3 separate regions of the Mus musculus genome follow, and regions 2 and 3 are each linked to region 1. The links are chromatin loops, found by intact Hi-C in ENCODE. Cell type or tissue: left cerebral cortex. All regions are shown on one strand.

Region 1 (8,000 bases):
CTGTGTACCCAGCTTTGTTTGTAATGAATGCAGCTCTTCTATCAATGACAGTCCATAGCTTACTCCACCGGCACCTACATTTATATTACTTACAGCCTTTTTGTTTTTCTTTGTGTGTTTTGGAAACAGGGTCTCAGTATTGGTCCAGGCTGCCCTGGAACTCTGTGTGAACCAGGCTGGTCTCAATCCCACAGCAGTCTCCTCTGTCTTTGCCTCAGAGTGCTGGGATTAAAAGTGTGAGTCACCAGGCCTGGCTGCCCATAGCTTTTTACTCTTGCAAATAGTGGATATCTTCCTTGTGTATGTCCTGACATAGTACAAATTCCAAGAACTGAAATTGCTGGGCCAGAGGCCTTGTCCATAGAAAGATGTTCATATGTTCTAGACTGCCTTTCCTCTAGAATGCTGTTGGTCTGCCTGCCTACATACACCTGGCCTGCAGACTCTGTCTTCTTCTTCCTTGGAGCCATGGAAGCCCTTGCTACTTGTTGCTGCAGGGCTTTTCTGCAGTAGTGTCCACATCAGCTCCTGCTCCTTACTGAGTATTCAAGCAATGGCAGTGAAGTCTGATGGGAATGAACAGTGGGAAAAAAGAGTGTGAGAGATGGGACGTGTGGTGGCAGCTGAGGACAGCCTGCCTGTGTGACTCTCCGTGCTGTCCTTATCTGCTCCGCAGTAGCATCCTAAACCCAAGCACCACATCTGCTAGGAGCCCACTCTTCCTCATCTTGCCAAACAGGCTTTGCTTATTAAAAGGTTTTCTCCCTAGACTGCCATCCTAACCTCAAAAATAAATGCAGTTGCTGCTCCTTGATTCTAGCCAACCAAGAGGAGCCAGAGGGTCTGCTGGGGCTCCTTCTGCCAGAGCCCCAAGAGTCAGTAGCCAAAGTCTCTGTTGGTTGCAGCAGCCTTCCTGCTGATGCAGCAGGCCAGAGCTGCCAAGCATTGGGAAAGGCGATCTGGAGACAAAGGCTGTTTATCTGTCGCCTTGCCTCTAGTCTTCTTGTGGTTTGGGCCTCCAGACCAGGCAAAAAGCCCCATTTTTGCTCTTGGGATTTTTGGTTTCCTTTCGAAATTTGTATCATCTTGTGCAAGAACTGGTGTGTCCGAGCTGCCAAGTAGAGCAGTAAACCTGAGTTGTGCTCCATGATGTCATGCTTGGAATACAGCAGCCAGATAAGGGTGTGCTCAGAGGGGACTGGTTCATTAGTATGCTTTTCAAATCCTCATTCAGGTTGTACCTCTCTGCTGTACGATCAGCTGATCTTGTGCAACGTTTTAATGTTCCCTTGTCATGGAGGAGGTTGGTTGTCACAGGAAGTTCTGTAGTTTGGAGCCCTGGTTTTGGATTCTGGTTCTGTAACCTGATCCAGCTGCATCCTGAACACCGTATCTTCCTCTTTGAGGCCTCATTTCTTTTCTGTGCAATAGGATCATTGGGTTTTGTTTTGGTTTTGTTTTGCCATGTTGCTCACATTAGTCTTGAACTCCAGGGCTGAAGTGATCCCCCCCCCCCCCCCCCCCGAGCAGCCAAGATTCCAGGCTTTGCCACTGTGAAATGGGGTTAATTACACCCGTTTTCAGGTTTTGCCTGCCCAGATTCCTGTTATTATTCCTCCTTATTACAGACAGTCGTGAAATATCAAAAGCCACAAAACAGAGCTAAAGTGGACCAGAGGAGTCTAGAGAAGAGAGCTCATTGTGAGGGCAGAGTAGGTGGGATTTGGGAAGGCGTAAGGAGATGAGGACGCCTGTGTCCAGGAAGATGGGTCCTTTGCCCTTTTCAGAGTGCCACTTCAACCCACAGAAGCCTAGCCTGGCAGAGTCTCAGCTGCTCCTAGTCTCGTGGCCCACTGCCTCCCTACAGTAAGAGGGGAAGTGTATGGTGTGTTACCGCAGGAAAACAAGCCCCTGGGAATAACTGTGCCTTGCTGTCAGAGGTAGATCAGCTTGAAAGGAAAAAGGTTTCTTTTAATTCTGAAGGGGGGCAAAAGAACCAGAAATGTCAAAGATAAAGGCCCCAAATGGAGAAGACAGCACTTCCGGTTTCACATTTGAGAACCATTAGTACAGGGGTACTGGCTGATTGATCTTTACTGCCCAGGAATCCGGCAGGGAGACAAGGGTCCCTGAAGCGTATTGACTGGCCTCAAATCTAGACAGGGCCTTTATTGCTACAGATGCCAGGCCCAGCTCAGCTCTAGCCTGATGTGTATGCATGTGTTCTCTCTCTCTCTCTCTCTCTCTCTCTCTCTCTCTCTCTCTCTCTCTCTCACACACACACACACACACACACACACACACACACACACGACAAGAAGGAACACAGGACCAAGAACATCAGGTCACCTGTTGCTTTAACCTCAGGTTCTTAGTTTGATAGGTCTGTGTCCTCCGACAAGTGAGGTCTGCTCCAGGAGTCTCCCTCTCCTGGGGTGTTCTCAAAGGTAATCACACTTCCTTACACAGGACTCTTTGGACAACTGCAACAGTCTTTATACTCTTAAAAAAGAAGTCACTAGGGAATGCTTGTAGATATTCTCAGCCAGGCATCTTGATCTTTAGCACTAGAGACTGGTCCTCAGAGTTTTCTGGGCTGTCTGGAGCAAACTCCATATCCGTGCTCCTTTCAGACATAGCCTTTGAGAAGAGGCCATCCCAGATCTCTCCCTTCTGGTCAGTGAACTTGTTCCTCTGGCCTGGTGGAGGAACTGCTGGGAGTGACTAGAGCCCCGCTGCTGCCACAGGCTGAGCAGGGCTTCACCCCAGAGACCCACATGGAGTACAGCACAAGGTTTATCTACACAGAGGCCAAGGACAGCTGAGACTCCTTCTCTTGGGGCATGAGGAGAGCTTCCAGGAGGGGCCTGTTAAGAGAGCTTTAAAAAGCCAAGTAGGCATTTTCCATGAGGGGTGGGAGGGTGGGCAGGGTAAATCCTTCCCAGAGAAGATGATATATTAGGGTTATGTAGACCTAGGAAAGAGGAAGGCAAATGACAGCCAAAAGTGTGTGCAGAGAGCTCAGCAGGAGGGGTAGCAGAAAAGAAGGTACCCAGGTGGCCAGGGCGAGGCTGCAAAGATGCTGATTGATGGCAGAAGCTTGAGGTAGGTGTTTCTGGTGATGTCACTGTGAACATCTGGTTGTAATCTGACTCGTTGACTACTCTGAACTATTCTCTTTCTCCCTGAAACCCTGCAGTCCGCTCCAATGTACCAGTACCTCGATAGGAAGATGTTCAAAGAAGCATATCAGATCGCTTGCTTGGGAGTGACAGACGCTGATTGGCGTGAACTGGCCATGGAAGCTCTAGAAGGACTAGAGTTTGAGACGGCAAGGAAGGTATGCACTTAGTAGTGTGAGCCAGAATTTGGTCCTTGAAAGGGTCCCTTGAGGCAGAAGGTGCCAGTAACACCAAAGGGGCAGAAAGTGACTCTAATGGGCTCTGAAGTCTCCTCAGTCTCCCCTTTCACAGTGGTGGTAACTACCCTCCCGGGGTTGTTTTTCTGGAGGGTTCTGGCAGACAAGGACCTGTTCTCAGGAAGCTGGGAAGATCTAAGCAGATAATGCCAGTAAAACATCTGGTTGATTCTGGCTGCCAGTCTTGGTAGTAATCATTTATGTAAAGAACCTAGATAAAGCCTGCTCATGGCAGCCATTTATTAATGAGGTAGCTCAGGCTGGCTTAAGCGCCAGCCATTTATCACACCACCATTGTTCTTAGCACTGGCTTAGTGCAGAGGAGATGGTCAGGCTCTCTGATTCCCACAGCAGTGTGGCAGTGTCCCCATACCCTCTTGACATGATTCACAGTGCTACTTTTAGTTTAGCCAAAAAAAGCTAAGGAAATGGTCAAAAATATTTAACCTTTCCTAGACTTATGAGTGCCCATCTGATAGATCAAGGGAGAAGAGTGAATGGCTTCCAGCCTCTCCTGTCCTCTTTCCCTGCTTTCTCTCCCATAGCCAAGTGGAGAGTCTCCTCTTGCCCAGGCTACTGATACTGAAGTACCTGCAGACATATGTGGTACCTGCCTCTTGTTAACAACAGAGCACACTTCAGAGCTGGGCTTTTTCCCAGCCTGTTCTCTCAGCCTGACTTCTCTATCCCTGCTTCTAAAATGCATAGCACTCTTCCTCTATTCTGTACTCACCTTGAGGCCTCCCCAGGCCTGGTAAAGGAGTTTGGAATAGCTGTGCAAATGCCAACCATATCACACAGAGTTGGAGGTGTCGCTGCTCAGTGGTAGAGCACTGGCTAGCATGCACAAGGCCCTGTCTCAATACACAGTGCATGAAGAAAAGTCAAGCTACCCAATAATTACCTACATATTTTTAGATCAGATAAGCATTGGGAAGTATTAGACTAGGGCTTTAGGAATTCAGGAGGGGGGAAGTTCCTTCTCCTGCCCCACCTAGAAATGCAAGCCTGTAAAGAATACCAATAGGTTTTCAGGGTGTCTTCGGGCTATAGCTAGAAATAAAGTTATATTCTCTAGTCAGTTACCCTTCACATCTAGAGCCTAAGAGCCAGCTCGTATTATTACTGCCCTGCTATAGAGCATGCGGCCAGATAAAGGGAACTGGAGCTGGGATATATCCTTCTCTTCATTTCATACCCCACCTCGCATCCCAGAACACTCAAGAATAGACACGAGCATATCAGATCGCTGGGTTCTTTGTTAAAATGGTATTTCTTTAGTCATTTTACTTGACAAATGAAAATTGTGTGTATATTTCTTGTGGGTAGCATGATATTTTGAAAAGTCGTAGAGCTTTGAGCATAGACTTTGACTGATGTTTTGTTTTAATCCTGAATCCTTGGCTTTTCTCTCCCCTGGGTGTCAGTCGGTTTTTCAGGACTCAGACTTGTGGAAGGAGGGGCCTGGCCTAGAAGGGTGCTCCCACTAGATGGCACAGGAGAGCTGCTTAGCTGCCAGCTCATCTGTTCCCTGCTCCCCACTTCCCTCTGTGGAAGTTACTCACAGTCTTGTGACTGACCACTCCGAATAGCACCCTGACTCTGCGGTATATCAAGGCTGAAGGATGCTAGTGACAGACTTATCAAATTCAGAAATCCAGTGCTCAGAACCAGACAGGCCCTTGAAGAGGTGTCACTTGCTTGCCTGACCACAAAGAAGGCTGCTGGATCCCATCCATAGGAAGGAAATAGCTCAAGGTCCTGTTGGGCTGAGACCAGAGTCTTTTTTTCCTACTCTGCCCATTACCAGGGACCTGCATCCATACATGGTTTAAAAAACACAAATCAGAAGGGCAGATTTTACTTTTGTCCACACTGCCTGACTGACCAGTTCCTCGCGGATACTGGGTACTGTGCAATGTGCTCGTCACCCCAGCTCTTCAGCAGAAATTCAAGGCCAGCCTAGGTAACATAGTCAGTCCCTGTTTCAGAAAGAAAGCCACTTGCCAGGCCTCTCCTGGGCAGTGCTTGCCTAATCCTGCCGTCTGCCACTGCTCATGCTCAGACAGGAAGAGTCGTCCCTAGGGAATCTGCCTCGTACTTGTGCGGTTGGCTCAGGGAGATTTAGCTCTCTGTTTAATTGGCCAAACTTCCCATTTCCAATGTGAACCCATGAACTAGGGAAGGGGACAGAGGCCAAGTGAAATTCCTGTGTCCCCGGCCTTTGAATAGATCCTGGCCCTGTAGAGTAGAAAGATGAAATCACCCTGTGGCCATCTGTGAGGCAGCCGGAAACGGGATGACATGATCATTTTCCCCCATTCTTCTAGCATAGAGGGTGCCTAGCAGTGGCCAAGGGCAGTTGTGCATCCTAAACCATGATGGCTCAGAAGCTGCTGCTCTGGGCATGTGTCAGTCCATTCCACATGGACAACACAGAAAGCACAGCTGGGTATAGATGTTGCCATCAGAGCACACAGAGGTTCAGTTCCCTTAAGTCTCTCATGGTACCCGAGAGCAGCAAAAAGCATTTCACTGGCACCAGTCTGCCGGACCCTCACAACCTTCTAGAAATCCATACATCAGAAGTTTGTACCCCTACTGGAGTGCAAGCAGGGGATGCGCATTCAGGATTAACATGCAAGTCTACTTTCTAGAGACCAGGAGATTATCCCCTACCGTCCTCTTTCAGAACTGCTCTTTCCCGAGCCTTTTCCTCCTCTCCCTGTGTGCCCTGTGAGTGAGCAGAGCTGTCTACTGCTTCCCATCCAAATCACAGGGAGAAGCGTGCAGGCTCTTGTCTCTGTGTCTTGCCTGCTCTGCAGATGCCATTGACTGGAATCAGCACGGCTTGCCTTTCCCTTATGAGCAGTATCTGGCAAGGGGTTCCACTGTAGACTGTAGGATCATAGTTCTGTTTTACTTAATCCCAAAATGATTGATGCTCCCAGGACTTCTTTACAGTTCTTTGTAAGGACTAATCCTTGAGATGAAGGCAGGATGAGCCTCTCTGGGTGGCACACCTCCCAAGCACACAATGATGACTCGAGCTTCCCTCCTCTGCTTGCTGGCTCTCTTTCTAGAGCTTGGTGTATCCCACCCCCATCAGCCTGTGGAGAACAAGAAGGCAGCTGACTCTATTCTTATTCCTTTCCCATAGGCCTTCACCAGAGTCCAGGACCTTCGATACCTAGAACTGATCAGCAGTATTGAGGTAACTGATGAAAGCATTTTCTGTCACAGGATGCAATGGCCTGTAATACTGAGGACACGAGGACAAAGGCCCTGTAGTCTGTTCTGGGGATAGAGTGGCCCAAGAGGCAACACCCGATTAACCACTTGGTAGTTGAATAAGGCGGAAGGTTTGGGTCTCTCTAAGCTCTGGTTCCTTGTCCTAAGATGGGATCTATACGCTAGGCAACAGTGATACTCACCTTTCATTCAAGCACTCAGGAGGCAGAGGCAGGTGGATCTCTGAGTTCAAGGCCAGCCTGGTCTACAGAGTGAGTTCCAGGACAGCCAGGCTACACAGAGAAACCTTGTCTCAAAAATCCAAGATGGGGGTCTATCCTGTGGTACTGCTGTAAGACAGTCAGACTCTTAGAACCTGGTATACCCCTCTGGAATGAGTAGCTGTTGCCATCCTCCTGACAGTGAATAAAGCATTTCCCAAATGTTCCCAGCATGGCCTACTAAGGCATCCTCCTGCCCAGAAGGCCTGCGGTAGGCTAAAGAATCTGGTCTGACTGCACCATTTATGGGTGATGGAAGACACTATTTTTAATTTCTGTGTATCTCGGTGCTGTCTGACTGTCTGTAAAAAAGGCATACATATTTCTTTCTCTTGAACAGATTTATTGTGAGGCTAAGGGAATGTGAGACACATTGGAGCTCCCAGATGGAAGCAGTGAAGAAATTGCAAATGTCTTGCCCCTCTAACTCAGTTTAGCAGAGTAAACGCTTATCGTGGGCCTCAGCCCTGTGTGGGGTGGGGGAGGAGAGGGGGTAGCAAGCGGAGCTGAGCTAGGGCAGACTACAATATGGTAGCTATTGTTCATTGAGTCTGTTCATGTGCAACCAAAGTATGAGCGACACATACAAGGTCCTTAGTGTGGTGAGCCAGGTGGTGGTGTCAGCCCTGTCCAGTGGGGGAGAGAGGAGAGGCAGGAGAGGATAGGCTGCATCTTCATGTTCAAAACCCCAGGGGAACTCAGACGCTTCCCTTGCTCTCCCTAAGCTTTGGCACGTTTGCCCTGTGAGCCCTCCCTGTCCCTTCTCCCCACACAGGTGGGCAAGGGCTGCTTGGCTGTCATTGCCTCATGCTGCTGGCTCTCAGGGACGATGCTCACCAGGGCTTGGTGTTAGCCATTGAGGTCTTCATCCAGATTTACAGAACATCACTTTTCCCTGCACAGAAGTAACTGGCCAGAGAGGACACTGACTTCCCATTTGTATGTCTTAGTTCAAAAGGTCCACTTTTGCTTATGATCTGTGAGCTGAGAATTGTGCTTAAGGAACTGTCTCTGAGGACAAGCAGAGAACACTCAATTGATCTCTTATGACTGTCCTGAGGCCTCAGCTT
Region 2 (8,000 bases), 83 kb after region 1:
GTGTTCACTGAGTCCTGGGGGCCCAGCTGAGGCTCTGTATCCCATCCCAAGCATGGCACATAGAAATCAATTAAAAATGAAAAAGCAACGACCCCATCTCTAGCTATCTCTAGTCACTTTGTTGAAGGACCTCAGCGGCCTGCTTCTGTGGAATAGAATCCTTGGCTCGACGTTAGAGCTAAAGGACGCGGTGCCTGTGAAGTACCCTGAGGCACAGGGTAAACAGCAGGTGCCTAATGACTGCAGTTTTGTGGGTAGAAGCGGGAGAGGGCTCTGACCACAGTCCTGCTCTGTCTCATTCCTCCTCAATGGATGGAGAGCCCGGAGTCCAGAGGAGATAAGCTATGTCCTTAGGTCACACAGCGAGTAGTAACAGTTAAAAGCAGAAGCTACACATCTGGCCACCAAAGCTGAGCCCGGGTGGGTCAAGGCTGAGTAACCGGGGCCCTGCCTTCTCCCTGGTCACCACAGGTGGTTCTAGGCCTGTGAGGCCCAAGCCCCAACCCCATCCCACCCAGGCAGCTGCCAAAGGGAATTAGATTATGGACTCTGAATCAATTAGGCTGGGCCTGGCTGCAAGTCTGACAGAGAGGTGGAGAGGCGGCGAGCAGGGGTGTCCAGTCGGCTCTCAGGTAGGAAAAGCAGCTCCTTGCCCTCCCTTAGCTCTGGAACTTGCAAGGCCTCATGGTTAATCCAGAAAGTGGACCCCTGAAGGGGTGGCCAGCAGCTCTGTTGTCTCCCAACAACTGCAGCCAGTAGAGAAACAGAGGCCCAGGGGGAGCCTGTGCACTGCAAAGGTCAAGATGCGGCAGGGCAGGCAGCAGGCCCCAGGCTAGGAGATGCTGAAAGCAGACAATGTGCAGACATCGCTCAGGTCAGTTCCTCCCTCCTTGACAGGCCGCTGTGGAGGCCCAGAGGGAAAACTGAAGAAAGCAGGGGGACTCTGGCCCTCTGTGGCCCTTCCCAGGGAGCTCCCGTGGAGCACCCTTACCTTGAGGAGCCTCCCTGTGGCGGTGCCCAGAAAGACGGCCGTGTAGTTGTTGGCACTGGCCACAGCCACGGCCGTGAGCCCTGGAGCACGGAACACGGGCGATGCCCTCAGCGGCTGCAGGATGGTCAGTGGGTGCTGCAGGTGGGCCGCTCCGCAATCCAGTTGCTCCGGCTGCAGCTGTGAAGACAGGCAGGTTAGACTCAGCTCTGGAACCTTCTCTGGCTCCCTGCTTGTTCACACAGGCAGACCCCAGCTCTCAGACCCTGCTTGACACAAACAGAGGCCCGGTTAAATAGATCCCCAGATGCTACCCAGGTCTAGCCTTGACCTTGGGTGACACAGCTACTCGTAGGAGATGGCTGGTGTTTAAGATATGTGGGGAATAGACTGGGGGTGGGGAAGGGAGGGAGGGAGGCAAGACAAGCTGGCAAGACTGGTCTTAAACTGGACCTTTTAAGTGACCAAAGGTACAGGGGTACATTACTTGCAGTCCCAGACACTGGGGAAGCTGAGGCAGGAGACTTCCCTGACCCTGGGAATTTCAGCCCAGCCTGAGCATTACGGCACAGCCACATACCTGGCCACAGCATTCCTCCTGGCCACACACAGCAGAGAGGCCAGAAGAGCCCATATCTGGTCACTGAGGTCATCCTTGCCTTAGTTCACTACTGAAGTGACACCCAAGAGGCGTCCCTTCCATCTCCACTGTGTTTCCCCCACAGTTCTAGCATCTCTTCCCATTCCCTAGGTTTCTTGGGACAATTTTGGAGTAGGCCAGCCCGCCCGCCCCGCCCCCCCCCCCCACACACACACAGCTATGGATTGGGGCTGAAGTGCCCTGGTCTAAAACCCATGGGTAAATTGTGTCCTTGAGGGTTGCTATGGCTGACCCTGGCATGTTACTTTGCTTTTCTGAGCCTCACTTTACTCAGCTATAAAATGGGCGTGTGCACATACTTCCCCTTTGGGAGTTGAGACAAGATCAGTGGTGGACTGAGTTTGCAGAGGTCAAGGTCTTCAGCTGGTGCTGGGTCAGACTTAAGCAGGTACCACTGGCTGTCAGCTATGACTGGTGCTAATCCAATAACGGAATGGATGTGAAGGCTGTGGAATGGCTCAGTCTGTAAAGTATTTGCTACACAAGCGTGATGACACAGAGTTTGAAAGCCAGATACAGTGTTGCACTCGTGGGATCCCAGTGCTGCAGGGGCAGACAGGTGGTTCCCTGGGAACTACTAGCCAACCATCATGGATGTTTGGTGAGTTCCAAGCTAGTGAGAGAGAAGACCCGGGTGGGTAGAGAGATTGGGAGGATCTGGGAGGAATGTGGGAGGGGAAAGAATAGGATCAAAATATTTTGTATGAAATTAACTTAAATAAAAAAATTAAAAATAAAAACCAAAAATTGAAAGAAAAAAAAAAGAAAGGTGAATGGGATGGGGGGGTGGCTAATGAGATGGTGCAGGGGTACGGGTGGGTGCTTGTCACACAGGCCTAATGACCTGAGTGTGTCACCTCTTAACCCCAGGACTCTTATGGAGAGATGGTAGACAGAGACAGGAGACTCATCCCAACTTCACATGAGCAACAAGAAAGCCACTTCCTCAAAGTAGAACTCCAGACCAGACTCCTGAAAGTTGTCCTCTGACCCCCAGACACACGCTCCTACATGGGTGGAGTCTGAGATGCTGGGATAAGTTCGATGGCAGAATATTTGCCCTGCACACAGAAGCTGCCTACTCTGAAGCTTGTGGCCACCTCAAGGGGGCTTCTCTGACCCCAGCCCTCAGCTCAGCTCTCTCAGGTCTTCATGCCACCATCTAACCTGTATCTGTGCCTCACACGCCGGTCCTGCCTCAGGGCCACTGTCTCTGCTCCTGTCCCTGTCTATCAGGTTCCTGCACAGCAGCGCCTGACAGGAACACATCCCAAGGCCTCTGGGGAATGTCAGAAAACACAAGGACCAAATCCTATATACTCAGTTTGGTCCCATAGTCTCTCCCAATGAGAGTTTATCAGTCGTCTCTGTAAGGGAGGCAATAGTGGGACAATCGAGGAACACTGCAATGGAGCACAGTAAGTGTGGGCTCTGGCTCACAATCTTGCACCACAGACCTCGGCAGCAAGAATTTCCACCCCTTCTCCCAAGGCAGGCACGTCATGGCTTTCCGAGATGTATCAAATTGCCACCACCGTACATTTGCACTTTAAGAAAAGTAAGGACCATGCAAACCAAGCTCTGGCATTTGGGGACAGGCTATCAGGAACCATGACTACTAAGCAGCTACCAGGTGGGTAGCTTAGGCAGGGTGGAAACGCTGGACAGAGCCCAGACTCAGAGGCAGGGTAGGGATGGACAACACAAGACTTCTCCGTGGTACTCAGCACAGCAAGCAATTTCAAGATCATGAATTGTTTATTTCTGGAATTTTCCATTAATACCCTTAGACCTTGGCTGACCGAGAGTAAGTGAGACTGCAAACAGAGTCACTGTGCACTCTGACTCCTGACCTGAGCGAGCTTCAGCCCCAACCCACTTGCCTTTGTCCTGGACTTACGTGAGCTGAGATGACCCCCAGGCTGGGGCTCCTCCCCAGCTGTCCCGGAGCAGCACAAGGGCTACAGCTGTCCTGTCCCACTGAGACCATGGTCTCCCACAACTTACATAACTTTCGCTGAATACAGATTACTTACTTTTGTCATTAAATAAGTTGCTTTTTAAATTAAAATATTGTAAATCCCTGTGGTGGGAGATGAGCTCCGAGAGACCCCCAGAGTCGGCTCTGGGTGCTTCGCTGAGCCCTGCCTGGCTGTCCAGCCAGAGTGTGGGTCCTGGGAAAGGCAGAGCCATTGCTGGGCTGGGAGTGATTTGTGGGCCGCCATGAGAGGGGAGGCTGTGGAAAGGCTGGGAACTGACTCCCGCAGCCTGCCCTGACGTTCACAAGCCATTAATTCTGTGCCGAAGGAATTTTCGAAAAAGCCTTTCCCCCAACCTTTTTTTTTCTCTCTTTCTCTTATCCTAAAAATAAAATCTAAAAAAAAAAAAAGCTTTTTTTTTTTTTTTTTAAAGGAGAAGTGAGCAACAGGGGCTGGAATGATCTATGTGGAGGGAAGCTGCCTGCCTGGGCCAGAAACCCTCAGACTACAAGTGGCTCCTGCAGGAGTAGGGCTGGGACACCCACAGAGGCCCTGAGGGTGGCCTTGCAGAACTTGGTGATCAGGGCCATGGGCCCCACAGCCTGGAATTTCTCCCCTAGCACCTCATTCACTGAAGTGGCCCACACAACCCCAGCCTATTCCTAGCTCAATGGGACAGAGCAGGCCACCGTCCCCATGACACCGTCCCCATGACACAGCTGCAGTGTCCTCGCTGTGTGCAGAGGGATTTCACCCCACCGAATGCTCAGGGCTCCCCTCCATTCTGCCCATTACCCACACTTAAGGCCAACCACTCCATTTCTCCGCAGTTCTTGAAACATCCCACCCATGTCCCACAGCCCGCTACTGGCCCTGCCCTTAGCAGCCAGTGTCTGGGCCCTTAGGCCCAGCTCCACCATGCCTCCTCTCCAGGTAACCCAGCCTGCAAGGCTCTAGTCAATCAATATGAGACTCTTAAAAAGACAAGCCCAGGGAGGAGAAGATGGCTCTGTTGGACAAGAGCTTGCTCTGAAGGCATAAGGACCTGAGATTAATCCCCAGAAACCATGATTAAAGCAAACAAAAAACAATTGTGTTTGGTGGCAGAGGCTTGGACTCCCAGAACTCAGGAGGTAGGGGGGTGGGGGGTGGGCGGGGGGGGGCGGTGGCAGGCAGATCCTTGCAGCTCACTGGCCAGCGAGCCTGGCCCACTTTGGAAAGCCCGTGAGGACGACACCCAAGGTTCTCTGTCCTCCACATGCATGTGAACATCCATCCCATAGGTGTGTGCAGACACATTCTCATTCTGTGTGTGTGTGTGTGTGTGTGTGTGTGTGTGTGTGTGTGTGTGTGACAATACTGTAACGGCCAGCACTTCTCTTTATTCGGGTGTATTAGGCGCATGACAGGTCCCTCTGGAGAGCTCATGAGTGAATACTTACTAAAGAAGGGAAATTAATTTTGACTAAGGTGTAAACATCCCATCCAGCCGCTTCCTTTCTAAGCAGTGATGAAAGGCAATTCAGCCATGGCGAGCCGGCAAAGCAAGGGAGGTTCATGGCCTGCCTATTGTGTGGGTAGCACAGGGCAGGCAGGTGTTTGGGGCAGCACGAAATCTAGCAGCTAGCTCTGTTTCCTGTAAGAGCCTCAGTTTGTCCCTCTCTGAAATGGAGTAGGTAATGGCCACTGATTTCAGCTCTTCCTTGAGAGCATGCAGCCCCTCCCTGTTGAGCCAGCTGCCTCCTGGGGCCAAGCTCAGTGCTGCCCACTCTCCATTAAAGGGCTGCCCTATTGATTTCACTCCTTCAGTAATTGCAGCTGAATACAGCTCTTCTCTCCCAGGAAGCCAGCTCCAGGAGGGCTTACAGTATGCCCGCCATAGCCTTCCCACAGACCCTGCCAGACCTCTACAGCTCCGCAGCAGGCACTCAGAGGAGGATGAGACACGGCAGCCGTAGTCTCCAGGTTCCATCCCAGGTGCCTACTACTGTGCAGCTGTCCCTGGCCTAGGGACACCTTCCTGTCTGAGGCCCAGAACGGAAGGCTCACAACTGCTCAGAAGTGTCACATAGCTGACTGTGGGATGACAGAGGCGACTGAGATGTCCAGACTCCCCTCTTAACGACCCTGACAGCAGCCAATGGGAGGGTTTCTCCTCTACTGCTCTGTTAGACAGGGGCTCTGTGAGAGCCACACCCCATCCCACTGGGAGCCTCTGCAGCTTAGCTGAGGGTCGGAGGGGGCCCAATACTGTGTGGTATTGTGGTAGTGTGGAATGCTAGCAAAGAGGACTTGGGGAGAGGGACACAGGGAAAGATTACCCTTCCAGCCTTCATAACTTACAGTCCTGTAAGTTGAAAGTCATTCAAATATGATGCTTATTAAAACACATTCGCACACAGCTGCAGAGCAGACCATGACCTCTCTGCAGTTCAACAGCATTCCGTCAGTATGAACATAAGCCATCAAGGGCTCGCTCAAAGCGACCCTGACCTGTGGCTGGTCTGAGATCTGTGTTCTGGGCAACTCCTCCCTCATCTCTGCCCCACGCGGAGTCACACCTCCTAGACTCCCAAGCCCTGATCTCTGCAGAAGGATAAGGACAGGGATCCAGGCTGGATGGGGCAGGGTTCTCCTGAGGACGTGGGGGTGGCAGGCCCAGGAGAAAGGGCGACCTCGGCAGGCAGCAGCTTCCTGCAGAGCCCAGCCGCTTGGGGCTCTCTGCCCTTGGCATTAATATTTGTCTCAGGAATAAAAGAAATTGTCTGGAGCCTGCACAGATATGAGATCAGAAGCAGAACTTCACCTCTAAGAAATCCAGCCTTAAAGCCCCACTCCCAGCTTCAGCACAGGCTGCCCTTTGGGACATGGCAGCTCCACGGACGCAATGTCTCACTTGAGGGTAAACCGAGGCACAAAGATTCCTTAAAACCTACTATGTATTAGCTCTGGCCAGGGGACGAGATGACAGCCTCAGTTCTGGAAGGTTCTCTCGGAGGAAACTGTTCCTGCCCAGGAGCCCATGCACCTCCCAAGGCCATCACGATACCTCCAGGAGCTGCCTAGCACAGAGGCAGGCAGGGCCTTCCTTAAGACACACAACACAGCCCAGCCCTTGGCTGGCTTCCTTATCTGTGAGGCTGGGACGGTAACAGCACCAGCCACACAGGACTACTAGAGGTGCTAAGCTCACAGCTGCTCAGTAAATGTTCCCAGGTGGCTTTGGGGGCATCGGCAGAGTCAGGGTGCCCAAGAATGGAGAAGCCCTGCCAGCTGACCGCTGGGTACCAACAGCAGCCAGGTGTCTGCGTGAGTTTCTTAGCATCCTGCACAGTCCGGGTTTGGTGGCCTGAGCGGCTGCTGCCTGGACCCCGCAGAGCTTACTCAGACGGTGGTTGTTTGGCTAGCTGACCACAGCCAGCCAGGCACCCAGCTCCCCCTTCTCCAGGCTGTTTCTCATTCCCTGGCCTGGCCCAGTCCCCAGCATCCTCCCCGCCCCCCCCCAACTTGTCCCCCAGGAACACAGTGTGGTGTAGTATAAGCAGCACTGTGTTTCTCCCCAGCCCAAGGCCCTGCCCCCCAGCTAGCTCCAGTAGGCAGGCCTCCTCCAGCAAGATGGCTTTCTGCTTCTTCCTCACTGCAGGGGACCAGCTGTGTCTCCGGAGCTGGCCACTACCGGTCCCTTGAGGGCTAGGAACAGCCTGAGTCTCACACCTCCTCTACAGCGCAGCCTTCCTCCTCTCTGGCCTTCTGTAGTCCCCAGTCCCTTGGGTACTGACACACTTGGGGCTTCCGAGGCTCCAGGCAGGTCAGCTGGTTCTGCAGTCTGTGGCTCCCAACGGCTGCCACCATCACAGCCACTTGGTGCTAGCAAGCCCTCAAAAGCCAGGTGGAGAAACTGAGGCCTGCTGCATCATAACACAGCAGGCAAACAGGGCTGAGATGACCCATTCGGGCAGCTAGCCAGCGCCCAGCATGGCTCCAGCCCGAGGCTTCCACTCAAGGTTACTACCTGCAGTTCTGTTATTTACTGATTGAGCCTAAAGTGCTGCTGTGATCGGCCCTCTGGGGCTGCACAGGCCTTGGACTAGAGCCGCAGGCTTCCTTCCTCCATCCATCCTCCATCTTATGTGATTTATGGGGTTTGGAGCTGAGGACAGTGCATTGGGAGAGCAAAGGCCTGGCTGCCTGGGAGCTTGGTGACATCACGTGTCAGCACCAGAGGAAGCTACTTCAGTGGGGCCACCAGATGCCCACCTGGGTGGCCCCAACATGGACTTTGACAAGAGGAAGCTATGTTCTGGGGTAGCTTGGTTCCTGTTCTGGCACTCCGAGACACTCTTGGGGCTGTCCCCACTCAGGGACAGCTGGT
Region 3 (8,000 bases), 240 kb after region 1:
CATCAAGCTCAATGGTAATTAGAGGTGACGAGTATGTTCTTTTGGGAGGCCAAAGCAAAGAAAAATCTTGTAAATTAAATTCTTGCTGAAGGAAAAAAAAAAAAAAAAACCAGGGCTGGAGAGATGGCTCAGTGGTTAAGAGCACCGACTGCTCTTCCGAAGGTCCTGAGTTCAAATCCCAGCAACCACATACATGGTGGCTCACAACCATCTGTAATTCGATCTGATGCCCTCTTCTGGTGTATCTGAAGACAGCTACAGTGTACTTAGATATTAGATATAATAATAAATAAATCAAAAAAAAAACCCCAAAAAAACAAAACCCCTTTTTGGCCCCAATAAATGAGTAGTTCAGACAGGTCACTCTTCAGAGAGAACAAAGTTTTGCTCAATAGCAACTGTCAAAAGGGAGATTTGAAGGAGGCTGTGTGAGTGAGTGAGTGAGTGAGTGAGTGAGTGTGTGTGTGTGTGTGTGTGTGTGTGTTGTGTACCTGTAATTCTAGCTCTCAGGAGACTAACACAGGAAGATGGAGAGTTCAAGGTCAATCTACACTAAATATACAGCAAGTTCTAAGCCAGTCAGGGCCATACAGTGACACTGATTTAAAAAAAAAGAACAAGAAAACAGAAAAGAGATTCTTTCAACAGTATTCTTGACAGAAGATTCCTATCTATTTATATAAACTCAAAAACAAAGACGTAGAACAGTAAATAGGTGCAATCAAACAACAGAGAAAAACAAAAGGTTAAAGGCCAAATAGCTGCCACAAGCCAGTATTAAACATAGGAAAAGGAAGCTGAAACTAAGAGCATAGCTGTCATGGTTACTGAAATCACATGCAGAGGGAAGGGGTGGATGGACTGGGATCAGATCTCTTTTTTTAATAAAGTGTTTTATTTTTATTGAGTTTGTGCAAATATATAAAATTGTAGAAATGCATAGAAGTTACTACAGAGGACAAAACATGATGCAGGAGGTTTTGCGTATTTTCTCTCAATTTTTGTTGTTGTTTAGAAGACTTTAAAAATGCCTACATTACAATGAGTACCTGAACACAATCGGCCATTGCCAGTTAAGCACTGCAGGCTCCTGTTCTGTGGTATGAGTCCTGCTGCCACCAAGTGGCAAAACAGAAAGCATAAATGAGCCCACTGTCAACATGGGCTAAACATATGCCGAGGGACAGGAAACACAAATCCACTCACAATTCCGGGTGACTATTCTCAGGACTTTTCACCATAGGACATGGACACTGGCCCTGTGCTCCATGGTCCCCATTCTTTCAAACCTATTTCCTTATCTGCTGACTCTTCATGACTCAAAAAGACAGAGTGATGGGGTTAAAAATGCTCATCTCTCACCAGTACGTTTCTACTTTCTAAACACCATGTGTTTCTTCATTCCGGAAGGAGGCAACTGAAAGCAGCTGTTTGAGTGGGGAAGCTCCGTGTCCTGCACCCCTACCCCTTTCCTAAGTCTACATTTACATTGGTTTGTTAGTCTCCCTTTGGGACCACAAAGAGAAAAAACTTATTGGCTAAGATTTAGTGCAACTTTCTGGGACATTCTATGGGCTACTTTTGCCAACAGTATGCATGTTTAATTATCCTGACCTTCCCTCGTAAGTTTGCCTCGCAAACTAAGTTACTGAATTGTATTAATCTTAGGCTAAAAGGCTGTGTGATCAACAAACCAGCACGAGTGACAGTGTACGTCTGTCAAATTATTCTCATACTGGGCTGCTGAGACTGAGAATACGGGAGGATATCAAAGTAAGGGCGACGGGAGGTAGTTTGTGATCCTCCTCATTTTATACTATATTAGCTACACTGTACAACTGATCTGGTTATTGTTATAAATAAAATAAAGCCAGTTTACCCCGTCCGACTAAAAGATACTGCGAATAAAAGAATGTTACTAAGGTAACTAAGGAACTAAATGAACTACTACTTATCTCACACATTAAGTATTATAGGAATTGACTACTTAGCACACCTTTCTTTGGGCAGAATGGAGAGCTAATCAACCATCTGTCTGCTTCCTATCTAAAAACTTGGAGAATATAGTACATTTCAAATGTCAGTTAACTTCATGTGAGGTTTCACTAGTATTTGTACATTGGCTTTTTTGTATTTTAAAGCTGAAATGGTTGACTACAAAGAGATGCTGCCATCCCTAGGGAAGGCTCTTAGGCACAGCTATAAAGATGAGAGAATGTATCTCAAGACTTCTAAGAGCAAGACTTATTTTAATTACGCTACTTAGCACAGGCTTGTGGAGCAGGCAGCCCGAAATACACTCAAGCTAAGCTGTGATCAGTAAGTTGTGATTACCCACTTCTGATAGATGTAACCTGGCAAGTGGAACAGCTATTATTTACTGTGACATCACACACATAGAACATGGTCAAAATTGTGAAGGCTCCTCCAGCCCGTGTACAGAAATCTCTAAAGTCCTCGGATCAAGGTATGTGAACCAAGTATGATAACAAAATAACCAAAGACAATAACATAACACTGCCATAACTGCAAATGCTGATGGTAAGAATGTCAGCACTCATGAAACTCAGTTATCTCAAAACACTTTTGAATGCTCTGTCATTTTCTTCTCTAAAATAGTAATTCGTTAGTAGCTGTTAATTAGTTTATGAAAAGAGTCAAAATTACATTTATATTCCCGGCTTTACATATACAAGAAGCTAGCTATACTCTGATAAGACAGGAATTTGGCTTTTCTTTTGTTCATTATCTTTAAAGTGTCACATTCTTACAGTAAATGGGAAAAGGAAAAGAGCAAAATGACATGACAGAAGAGAGATGAAATATGGAGAAAAGAGTAAGAAGCAGCCATGAACACACCAGACATTTCTGGTCATTTCAGTCAATTCTTAGAATTTCCCACAATTCATTTTTCTACCACAGTTTTGCTTAGCACACAGTATTTGGTAAATGCACACTAAGAAAACAAGTTGCTTTGAATTAATATTAGAAATAAAGTAGAAAATTGCTTTGTAAAATTCAACAAATATTTAAAAGGGTCCTCCACAAAGCCATTCTAAATTATATATACATTTTTTTTTATTCCTTTCTCTTGCCAACTTTTTTGTTTTGTACATGGTAGCCAAAGCTTTTGGCATTGAGTTATTTTCATTCATAGGTCATGAAAACTTGGGTACTTGCCTTCATTGCTCTCCCTCAAGCACGTACTTGGGGCACTGATGTCCTTTTAGGAGAAGCTGAAAAGCAAGCATAAGAACGAAGTGAAACTTAGCTGGGAGCTCACCTTTTACAGACAGACAAGGAAAGGTTGAATGCACGGGAAATATTAAAATTTTATGTTCTACTAGTAGGAAGGGGTGGAATCATTTTTTTAGTTTTTATCAGCATCTTCTCACTTTTAAAAAGTAAAACAAAAATTGTAATCAAGAAAGAAGATACTTTGTAAACAAATATAAATTAACAACACTGAAAAAAGAAAAAAGCCAAGTGTAATGGTATACGTCTTTCTTTACTCCTAGTAGTCTACAGGCAGAAACTGCCAATTTCTGGCCAATCGAGTCTACGTGGCAAGTCCCAGGTTAGCCAGAGCTACACATGAGTGGGTGGGTGGAGGGTGTCACAGGTTACAAATAACTATTTTAATATGATCATTCTGAATAACAAACAGATACCGTATCAGCTATAGCCTTGAACATGAAAATTTAAAAGATGCATAGAAAAGCACAACTTCATAAACATTTTTTCAAGTACTTTTTGTCACAAACATCTGTAAGCTTTCATTAAAGGCAATTCTAAAGCCAGGCATAGTGGCCTAACACTTATGACTCCAGAACTTATGAAGATCACAAACTGAGCTGGCCTGGGACACCTAGCAAACTCCAGGCCAGCCTGGAGTACACGGGGAGAGCCTATCTCAAAAACTGGGAGTGTAGAGAAAGGAAGGAAAAGGGAAGCTAATTATAAAATCTATTTACTATGTTCAACTGAGATTTGAAATGCATCAAATTGAAAATTCCCTGGAAAACTAGCTTCTAATAGCCATCACTACAGACAATGTATTTAGAGAAGTATCATAGAAATATGTTATGTACTCAACATTATAGAGGCCAAATTCAAATTTACTCTCAGGGAACTCACAGAAAACAAGATGTGTAAAACTGCACAAAGCAATAGATTGAGAGCTAAACAAGAAACAGAAGAGACAGTAAAGCACGAAAACCAGAACCCACATAAAAAGCCAGGTGTTGGGGCTGGAGAGATGGCTCAGAAGTTAAGAGCAGTGTCTGCACACTGCTCTTCCAGAGGCCCTGAGTTCAATTCCCAGAAACCAAATGGTGGCTCATAAGCATTTATAATGAGATCTGGTGCCCTCTTCTGGCCTGCAGATATACATGCAGGTAAAACACTATATATAAAAAATAAATCTATAAAATAAAACAAGAAAACCCAAAGTTATTCCAAAAGAAAAAAAAAAGTTAGGTGTGATACATTTACACTTGTAGTCCCAGCACCATTAGGGAGGTAAAGACAGGTGGATCCCTGAGGCTTGCTAGCCAGGCAAGTTGGTAACAGTGGGAGAGCCTGTCTTAAAAAAAGTGGATGGCACCTAGACTCCTAGCCACTAACCTCCATAGCACATACACCCATCCCCATAGTAACATGAACATGTACGTACATGTGCTCAAGAGTGTACACACACACACACACACACACACACACACACACAGAGGTAGGGAGGGAGGGGGAGTGGAAACTGGAGGGGGAGGGGGAGGGGGAGAGTGAGTTCCAGGACAGAAAGGGCTGTTATACAAAGAAATGCTGTCTTGAAAAACAAAAATATTACAGTCACCATTAGAAATCAGGTCTCAATAAATATTTCTTCCCTGCATCTGTCAAACACTTGCCACAGCAACAGAGAGTGACCAGTACACATGGTAGACAAAATATTTAATATCCAACTCTTATCTTCTTGATCCCTTTGCATAAAGTTCTCAGTAAACATTCTATTATGACTATTGTTTCTTTGTCACAGTTTTATTTACAGTGTTGAAATTCTCCCCTTTCAGTAAAAATTTAAAAATTAGTTTCTTCTACTCCTTGTAGTTTTTCACTCTTTTAATATATGCTTAGTTTAACCTGAATAATCACCTGGCTTAACATGGTTCATACAAGATAAGTAACACAGGAAAAATAAAGTTTACAGTTGTAAACTCCTGGGTTAGGCTGAGGATATTTTAAGGAAATACTTTAAAAAAAAACTAGCATGATCCATTAATCTTTTATGGCCAAAGGAATAGGTATACCACAATCTACTACCAAAGAGATAGAAAACTGCTAATTAATGCTACCATTAAAACTAAATGTGAACAGTATTTTATATACATAAACGATTTCATTCTTGAATGAGGAACGGGTGACTAGTTATTCCATTAGTCCAGCAAGAGATCCACTACACTGGTACAAAATGAAAACAGAATTTAAACATAAAAACCATCAAAACGGGAGAAAGGAAGATTACCGAACAGGTGTGACACATATTAAGTATTAAAGTACCAAATGACAGAAAGTATTAATGAAAAGATTTTGTTACTTACAAAACTCACTTATAAAACAGGACAACACAAAATAAAAAGTAAAAACTACAGAAAAACCACAAAAACAAATTAGGAGAGCTGTACTACCTCACAGCAATATCTAAGTATAGTTTAAAAGTCACTTGCTGGATACCCACTAATGTCATGGAAAAACAAAGGGGGTATTGTTTAGTCCTGTGATGACTACATCCCTAGAACCAGGTTCTGCACAAATCTGAGGCTTCACTAGAACATCACAAACCTCTCCTGACCCTCTACTACCAACATCAATCTAAATACAAATAACAATGGAACACAACTGAGAAAGCTAGACAACAATGGTATTTTGAGAAAAGGCACAAAAAGAAAGGCAGACTCACAGGGAACAAAGATTACTAAGAAAAAAAAAAAGGGAAATCTTTGGTTACCATGGCAACAATGAATGTCAAATTCAGTAGCCCACAGCAGTAGTAAACATAGCCAAACACTAAATAGAATGACACAAATCCCCACTCTAGTAGAGAAATTCCCACAAATAGACATGAAGTTGAGGTCAATATATCCAGTTATTTTCCTCAGTATTTTATTATAAAAAACACATACCTCTTTGAACAAAAATTTAGCAAATATACTAAAGGTAGCAATAAAAACACACCTTGTAAAAACAACACAAGCATCAGGCCCAGACCCATGACCTACATTTTGGAATAGCCAAGGAACATAAAGCAGTGTGAATTCAGCAAAGGCTCCGATGGAAAAGGCAGACAGCATGTGAGAATTTTACAAAGAAATAGAAATCATAAAAAAAAAATGGAAGTGCTATAATTGAAAACACAGTGCCAAAGAACAATGCCTTTTCTTTTTTATTTTGTTGTTTTTGTTTGTTTTTCACGACAAACTTTCTCCTGTGTAGCCCTGGCTATCCTGGACTCACTGGGATTAAAGGCTTTTACACTCACCACCTGGCTAAAGAACAATGCCTTATAGTAGGCACTTAAACATATACTGACACAGTGTACTCCAAATCTTTGGGGGAAAATGAAAACACACCAGAGGCCAGCGGAATTAAAATATAAAAAGGAAAGAAAATGAATTATCTTAACCTCAAAAAACACCCAAGAACCCCATTACACACTTTTTCTTCCGGTGTTGCTTTTACTTGAAAGCAAACACAGGGGCAATTTGTCTATTTGTTTACCTGGATAGTTACCACTGTTCTGCTATGTGCTGTGCTTTCTCTCCCTTTTTTTAACTGCTCTTTTGGCCTTTGGCTTCCTTTCAGTTCTCCATGATGTGCTCATGCCTGTTTTGAGGGACTTATCCTCTGGTGTTTTCACACTTTCTTATCTGTGGTTGGTGCCTTGTAGGTTTTTTTTTAACTTAAAGAATCACATTAGGGCTGTTTATAGCAGCACAATGGTAGCCTATTATAGGAAGACGTACAACTTACCAATAGCTAGCTATACCATTGAATCTCCATGAACTATTGATTCTGTATAAATCATCCTCCTTCCACGGCTCAGTGTTGACAGGTACTCACAACTGTGTGAGTTCAAAAGCAGCCATGCCATGGCATGCCCAGGAGTCAGCACTCTACACTCTCCCCCTACTTTTCTCTGGCTCTTACATTTTTCTCACCCCTTTTCCCACAACATTTTCTGAGCCCTGGAGGTTGTATATAGTTACCACTCATAACTAGGTATTCAACAGTCATTTATTCTCTGTAGGTTAGCCATTTGTGAATCTCTTACCAGCAACTTCTGCAAAAAGCTTTTCTGACCAAAACTGACATCACCACTAGTGTATAGGCACAAATAGTTCTTTAGAAGGCAATCCTGGACTCACTTTAATGTCATAATTTGACAGGCACATTATGTCATTTAGCAAAATAACACTATCTGCTTCCTCATTAGGGCTTAGAATTCACCTCAGCCACAGGATTTTCATCAATTTTACAGTGGCAGAGATATCTCCCAACCATAAAACAGGCATTCAACTGAATCAGAAAGCAGTTTGTTACCCTCACAATAGCCCTGCAACAATGAGCTCATCTTGCAGCCTGACTGGTCAGTATTGTTGTACACACGATACACACTTGAATAAGACTTTCACTGACAATTCTCCATCAATGCATCTTCCAATACTATGAGGGATAGCCAGCAGGAAGGAAGTTTCTGGCCCATTTCCAGCTTATTTGTCCAGAAACCAAGGTACATGGCAAGTCAGGCTTTAAGTTCATGAGTATATATGTGTGTGTGTGTATCAGTGATTTAAGAGAAGAAAAAAAATCAGAGACAAAAAGGGTATAGATAATATGTAAAACATTTCCCGGCGGCAGATACTTCCACAACTTCTCTTTCATCCCCATGGTAAAGGGAAGACACCAGTTTTCCACAGTCTATAATCTTCAAATACTTTTTTGAAATG

Evidence for each region. Peaks named below come from ENCODE experiments on the same cell type or tissue, not always from the same donor. Only the 100,000 strongest peaks of a DNase experiment are listed, where the experiment ranks them.
Region 2: it touches region 1 in a loop (3-fold over the local background); 15 of 42 quality-filtered maps call a loop at or near these places.
Region 3: it touches region 1 in a loop (4-fold over the local background); 25 of 42 quality-filtered maps call a loop at or near these places.

Annotation. Positions count from the first base shown.
Region 1 is chr6:115,896,280-115,904,279 of GRCm38, forward strand. It overlaps Ift122 (intraflagellar transport 122), which reads left to right. Exons shown (of 29, transcript NM_001167763.1): 15 at 3,200-3,340; 16 at 6,579-6,632. Among named protein-coding and RNA genes, the nearest start is that of Rho, 32 kb to the right of the region's middle. In left cerebral cortex, CTCF peaks have their summits at 4,907 (motif pointing right) and 6,082; DNase peaks (open chromatin) are centred at 906, 4,928, 5,445, 6,448 and 1 more place; H3K27ac peaks cover 3,955 bases.
Region 2 is chr6:115,979,587-115,987,586 of GRCm38, forward strand. Plxnd1 (plexin D1) reads right to left here. Exons shown (of 36, transcript NM_026376.3): 2 at 992-1,168. Among named protein-coding and RNA genes, the nearest start is that of Plxnd1, 11 kb to the right of the region's middle. In left cerebral cortex, no CTCF peak of the experiment used is centred here; DNase peaks (open chromatin) are centred at 3,254, 4,049, 7,147, 7,505 and 1 more place; H3K4me3 peaks cover 457 bases; H3K27ac peaks cover 3,506 bases.
Region 3 is chr6:116,135,015-116,143,014 of GRCm38, forward strand. Tmcc1 (transmembrane and coiled coil domains 1) reads right to left here. Exons shown (of 6, transcript NM_177412.1): 2 at 3,181-3,236. Among named protein-coding and RNA genes, the nearest start is that of Tmcc1, 54 kb to the right of the region's middle. In left cerebral cortex, CTCF peaks have their summits at 234 (motif pointing left), 1,126 (motif pointing left) and 4,380 (motif pointing left); DNase peaks (open chromatin) are centred at 1,112, 4,361 and 7,642; H3K27ac peaks cover 947 bases.